Regions from separate parts of the Homo sapiens genome. Here region 1 is linked to region 2. The links are chromatin loops, found by intact Hi-C in ENCODE. Cell type or tissue: PC-3. All regions are shown on one strand. Links, peaks and the distances in the headings refer to the core of each region. The heading gives the core; the rest is flanking DNA. Region 1 has its middle 160 kb from the start of IQSEC1. Region 2 has its middle 19 kb from the start of IQSEC1.

Evidence for each region. Peaks named below come from ENCODE experiments on the same cell type or tissue, not always from the same donor. Only the 100,000 strongest peaks of a DNase experiment are listed, where the experiment ranks them.
Region 1: a loop joins it to region 2, with 5 times the contacts of the local background. A loop is called at or near these places in 5 of 110 quality-filtered maps.

The regions. Positions count from the first base shown.
Region 1 is chr3:13,228,485-13,231,394 of GRCh38, reverse strand. It overlaps a transcript of IQSEC1 not described here. Among named protein-coding and RNA genes, the nearest start is that of IQSEC1, 160 kb to the right of the region's middle. In PC-3, for the core only: CTCF peaks have their summits at 1,389 and 1,589 (motif pointing left); a DNase peak (open chromatin) is centred at 1,644; H3K27ac peaks cover 483 bases.
Region 2 is chr3:13,091,175-13,094,084 of GRCh38, reverse strand. It overlaps a transcript of IQSEC1 not described here. Among named protein-coding and RNA genes, the nearest start is that of IQSEC1, 19 kb to the right of the region's middle. In PC-3, for the core only: a CTCF peak has its summit at 1,754 (motif pointing left); DNase peaks (open chromatin) are centred at 954 and 1,734; H3K4me3 peaks cover 620 bases; H3K27ac peaks cover 1,358 bases.

The sequences.
Region 1 (2,910 bases), core at 125-2,624, 140 kb before region 2:
ACCTGTGAGAAATAAATTTCAGTTTTTAAGCCACCTAGTCTATAGCATCTTGTTATAGTAGCTCAAACTAAGAGAGACAGATGCACACATGTGTGCACACGTGGGCACACACACAGACACACACACGCACGGGACTTCAAAAAGTTCATGGAAAATGAGTATTATTTTTAAAAACTCTGCATGGATTTCCAAATTTTTTGCATCAAAATAAACTTGTACTAACTTGTAACATGTCCAAACAGGATCTACTTTGAGGTCCTAAGAAGAATAAGACATCAGTTTGAAAAGAGCTCCTATCAGAGTAATAATAATTCTGCTAAAATTGAAACAAAAGCAAACATCAAATTTATGGTAAAATCATCAATACTTTATGAAAAGTTTAAGGGGACAGTGCCCCAAAGAAATCAGCAGTTTACAAATGGATACCTCCTTTTAAGAAGGAACAAGATGATGTTGAGGATGAAGCCCTCTGTGGCACACAATCCACATCAGTCTGCAAGGAAAATATTCATTTTGTCCATGCCCCAGTTGAAGAGGACCAATGGGTAACAGCAGAACAATAGCCAACACCATGGTCTTCTTTCTTAGTTCAGCTTATTCTATTCTGAATGAAAAATTATAGTTAAGGAAATCTTTCTTATAGTTAAGGGTGCCAAAACTGTTGCTTCCAGATCAACTGCAGACAAGGGCAGAGCTTTCCATGGAAATTTTTAGCAAGTGGGATCAAGATCCTGAGCATGACTTTGAAGAACTATAACAGGTGATGAAACACAGCTTCAGTACAACCCTGAAGACAAAACACAATCAAAGCAATGGCTACCAAGAGGTAGAAGGGGTCCAGTTAAAGCAAAAACTGACCAGTCAAGAGCAAAGCTCATGGCAACAGTTTTGGGGATGCTCAAAGCATTTTGTTTGTTGACTTTCTAGAGGGCCAAAAAACAATCACATCTGCTTATGATGAGTGTTTTGAGAAAGTTAGCCAAAGCTTTAGCAGAAAAACACCTGGGGAAGCTTCACCAGAGTCCACCACGACAATGCCACTGCTCATTCCTGTCATCGAACAAGGTCAATTTTGTGAGCGTTTGAGGGGAAATCATAGGCATCCACCTTACAGTCCTGATTTGGCTCCTTCTGACTTATTTATGTTTCTTAATCTTAAAAACAACTCTAAAGGGCACCCATCTTTCTTCGGGTAATAATGTAAACAAGACTGCATGGATATAGTTGAATTCCTGGGACCCTCTGTTCTTTATTCTTTAAAGATGGACTAAATGGCTGGAATCATCACTTACAAAAGTGTTTTGACCTTGATAGAGCTCATGTTGAGAAATAAAGTTTATACTTTCTATTTTTATCTTTTAATTCCATTTTTCCATGAACATCTTGAAGTCCCCTCATATTTCCTGTATACCATATGCCAGGCACTCTTCTGTATATTTTATGCATATTAACTCAAACTTCAAAGCAGCCCCATGAAATAAGTGCTATTTTTATTCTTACTTGACATATGAAGAAACCGAAGCAAGCACAGACAGGTTGGGTCACTTGCCCAAGTTCACACAGCTAGGAAGTGGTGTGTCTAGGCAGAGCCCTCTAGAGGTGCTGGCTGAGCTGTGCAGAAGAGGAGCTTAGCTCCTGGATGGACCTGGGGATAAGCATCCCAGCAGGGGGAACAGTGTGTGCAGAGGCTCCAGTGTAGGAACAAGTTTGGCGAGTTTAGGGGGAAGAACGAAGAATGAATAGATGGGTGTGAGTCCACCTGCCAGCTCAGATCTCTTTTCCCTGACGAAGTCCCTGCTGACCCCTCAAGGTCCCCCCTCCTCCCACCACATTTCCCCTGCATTTGTCTGTAATGCACTCGTGTGACAGTCAGTCCCGGGCAGCCTGTGACAGCTCAGCCATTACTGCCTCGATTGGGCATTCATCTCTTGCACAGCTGTTTAAATTGTCACACAGAAGGCCATAAACACTTCGACAGCTAAGATGAGGGCTTCCCCTGTGATGGCAGTGCCTGGACCCCTGTACACTCAGCAAGCATTTGAAGGCTGAGTACATTTATGCAGTAGCTGTTATAGGCCAGGCCCTGTCATCATAGTATGTGTACATCAAAACAGCACATGGTTGTGAGAGAACCTCACCATACTAAGAACTTGACAAACCAAACAATATCACAGCTTTAAAATTTGCAGGTAACTTACCAAATGCTGTTTAGGGGAAAGGTGAGATTTGAACCCAGGCAGTCAGGATTTGATGTTACTCTGTTCTGTGCTGTGCCAACTGTGTGAGGGTGTATATGAGAGTGTGTGTGTGTATGCCAGTGGTGCCAGCCCATGTCACAGGCTTATTTGTTTATTCCATAATCTATACTGTGTGCCAGGCACCAGGCCAGGCTCTAGTGGTGAAAAGAGAGACGGACAGATGGAGTTGTGGAGTTCTCAGACCAATGAGAGATTGTCCTAGGTGCCAGGAGGAGAAAAGAGAGGAGACAGACTAAACTGAGGTGAAGCAGTGTGGAAGGCCTTGCTGAGGAAGTAGCATTTACACCAAGTCCTGAAGGGATCCTGTCGGTACCGAGAGCCTGGGAACAGTGTTTCCAGCAGCAGGAACAGCATGTGCAAAGGCCCTGAGGTCAGCACAAGTTTTCTTGTTTAGAGAGCTAAGAGGTCAGCAAGGTTGGAGCACAGAGGGCAAGGGTGAGAGGAAGGAGCTGAGATGGGGGAAGTGAGCAGGGCCAGATCCTGCCACTCCTTGCAGGCCCTGCAAAGGTTTTGGTAAGGCTTTAAAGATTTCAAAAAATTTTAAGGTATTAGGACCTTTGCAAGCTAAAATAAGATTTTGGTTTCTTTTCAAAGTTGCAAGAAATAGTTTAATCTAAGATTAATAAAACAGTTACTATAATGTCTCCCATTC
Region 2 (2,910 bases), core at 308-2,807:
TCTTGGGAAGGTTTGCTCTTACAGTATAACACGATAGGCACCAGGAACCCCAGGCTCACAGCCAGTTAGTTCAGTGGCCCCAGCCGGAAGAGGTCTCTTTTTCAGATCTGCAAAAGCGCCAGGGCTGACTCTCATTGGCCTGACTCAGGTTACAAGCCCATCTCTAAGCCAATCACTATGAAGAACAGAGGGATTTATGCTCTGATTGGCCAGGCTGGATCACGTGCACATCCCTGGACCTAGAGGGTGCTGAGAACGGACAGGGGGAGACCTAGCGGAGTCACGTGGACCAACAGTGGGGAGGAGGTTCAGGGATAAGAGGGGCTGGATGCCAGACAGTGGATCCAACTGTGTATGCCTCAGTCGTCATCAGTGCTCGGGCCTGATCCTGCCGCCAGGCTGTAGCTGCATGCGTCTTGTGTCCCCTTGTCCAGGGTTTGCCACACACCCCATGTGCTGGATGAAGGGGACACACGTAGGAATCACACTGAATAACCTCCTCCCTCGTGGCATCCCCTGAGCTTGGGGAGGAGGCAGCCCTGCCTCCCCAGTTCCTGCCCTGAGCCACAGGGACCAGTTACTTGGATGAAGCCCCTCGTCTGCGCATGGCAGGAGGTGGAGCCCAGCTCCTCCTGTGGAGGAAGCTTCCTAATGGTCTCCCCTGGGGCCCGGTGAGGACATAAACTCTGCATCACTGAAGGTGCTGGGGCTCAGATGGCACCGCCTGGGATGCTGGAGGAGCATGCATCCCTGCAGCAGGCAGGGCTGGGATGGAGGCCCCAGGTCTCCTTCCGTCCTTGAGCCCGATTAGTCTTGTCAGGTATGGGGCTGAGGCTCTGGCTGAGGGACGATGTCTCCTTTATAAGTGAGTTTGTTTATTTGCTCTTAATGCCTCTCTGTATCCTCTCGCCTCCCCAGCTGGAGTTGGTGAAACCACAGACTGTGCCCTGGGCAGGGGCAGGACCTGTGTGGAGCCACCGAGATGTGATTTAGTCACTTGTTACCTGGGTTAGGCTAAAATAATCCCAAGTACTGAGATGTTGCCAAGAAGACACAACACAGAGATAGGACCCTGAGGACTAGGAGCAGCTTGTGCCTGGGTGCTGGGGGCCTCTCTGAGCCAAGAGCTAAATAATGGGAGGAGCCGGCTACGGGAGGGGGAAGAGTGCTCGCGGCAGAGGGAACAGCAAGGGCAAAGGCCCCGGGACTCGAAGAAGTTCGGCCTTGGAGATGGAAAGTTGGCCAGCGTGCCTGGAGCAGAGTGAGGAGGGGCTGGCACTGGGACAGGAACCCTGCAAGGTGGGTGGGGCCAGAGAGCGCAGGGCCTGAATGTTGGTGGACTGTTTTACGCGAAGAGGCCACCATCAGAGGGGTTGATAGAGGAGACACCATTGAGATTGTTCTGGTGAGGGAACAGAAATAATTCGGGTTAGGGGCTAAAATTGACTTCTCCCATTATTTAGCTCTTGGCTTAAATGTCGCCGTCTCAGAGAGGCCCCCAGCACCCAGGCACGCGCTGCTCCTGGTCCTTAGGGTCCTGTCTCTGTGTTGTGTCTTCTTGGCAGCATCTCAGTTCCTGGGATTATTTTAGCCTAACCCAGATGGGGAGAGGACATGTGGCCAGGGAATGAGGCCTGGGCAGGCCTGGGAAGGAGCCAGGTCAACAGCGTTCTGGGACGTCCGTGGTCAGCCGGGGCGTGTTTTGCAGGTATCTCTTTGCAGGACTTTGCAGCAGCCGCGCGCTGCCCTCTGCTGGAACTTCTGAGCATTACACCTAGCGCCTTTGAGCTGTACTAACCCCAGAACTTACTTCCCTGAGCACTTTATGGAAACACCCCCGTGATACGGTGTCCTCAGAGCTGGCAGAAGCTCACAAGGTCTTCTTCTCCTGCCTGGTATGTCCCTGCTGGCTTGCTTAGCCCTAGGCACAGGCATCTCACTAGCCCCTTTTGATGCAGTCAGTTCTGACCCTGCACAGTGCAGGGCAATTGACCCCGCGCAGTGCAGGGTAGCTTGACCCCAGAAAGAGCTGTGCTTAGCTTCCTCCTGGCCTCGACCATGCACAGGCCCTTAGAACTGCCTGGGGGGCCTGGGGACACTGACCACCTCCCCCATGACTGCCCTGCTCCAGCGCCTCCAGGTCCTGCCCACCCCGACCCCACCCAAGCTGCCCTCCCAGACCAAAGAGGAGACCTGGGAGGAAGCCTGAACAGTCTAGGCTTCCACAGAGGATGTGGCTTTCCTAGGAAAACCCCTGAAGACTCCCCAAATGTGCCACACGTGTCCTCTGCCTGCCTGTGTCTTTGTTTTTTATGTTGGAGCTTCAGGCACCTCTCAGTTTCCCTGAATACAGAGGGAGGGCTGACAAGGGCCTGGTCATAGGAACAGCTGGGGTGAACAGACAGGTCAGCGGGGGCAAGGCTGAGGCACAGCCAAGTCGGGCTTCCTGGGAGCATTGTGGGCCCGTCCCACCTGGGCTTCTGGGTCCTTTCACACCCCAGCCCCTGCTCCTGCAGTAGTCACAAAGGAGGGCTGTGCTCAGGGAGGGCAGGGAGGCCAGGAGGCCAGGGGAAGAGATGGGAGAAAAGATGCATGGGTTTCAGTAGGCCCAAGCCCAAGTCAAAGGCCCAGCAACACTGTCCTGGGTCTCATTCCAGCATCTGTCCTGTAAACAAACTCCCTCATTCATTCGGCAAATATTTTTTGAGCATCTGCTATGTGCCAGGCACGGTCTATGGCTTGAGCCTGCTTCAGTGAATAAAACAGACTCCCCTGGCCTCCTGGAGTCTGTATGCCAATGAGGAAGGAGGACAGCAACCAGCAGCCTGGCAGAGAGACCGATGCTGCTGCCCTCGGAGAGTGGTGACGGGGTCAAGGCATGCACCTGAGTGAGCGATGGCGTAGGGAGTG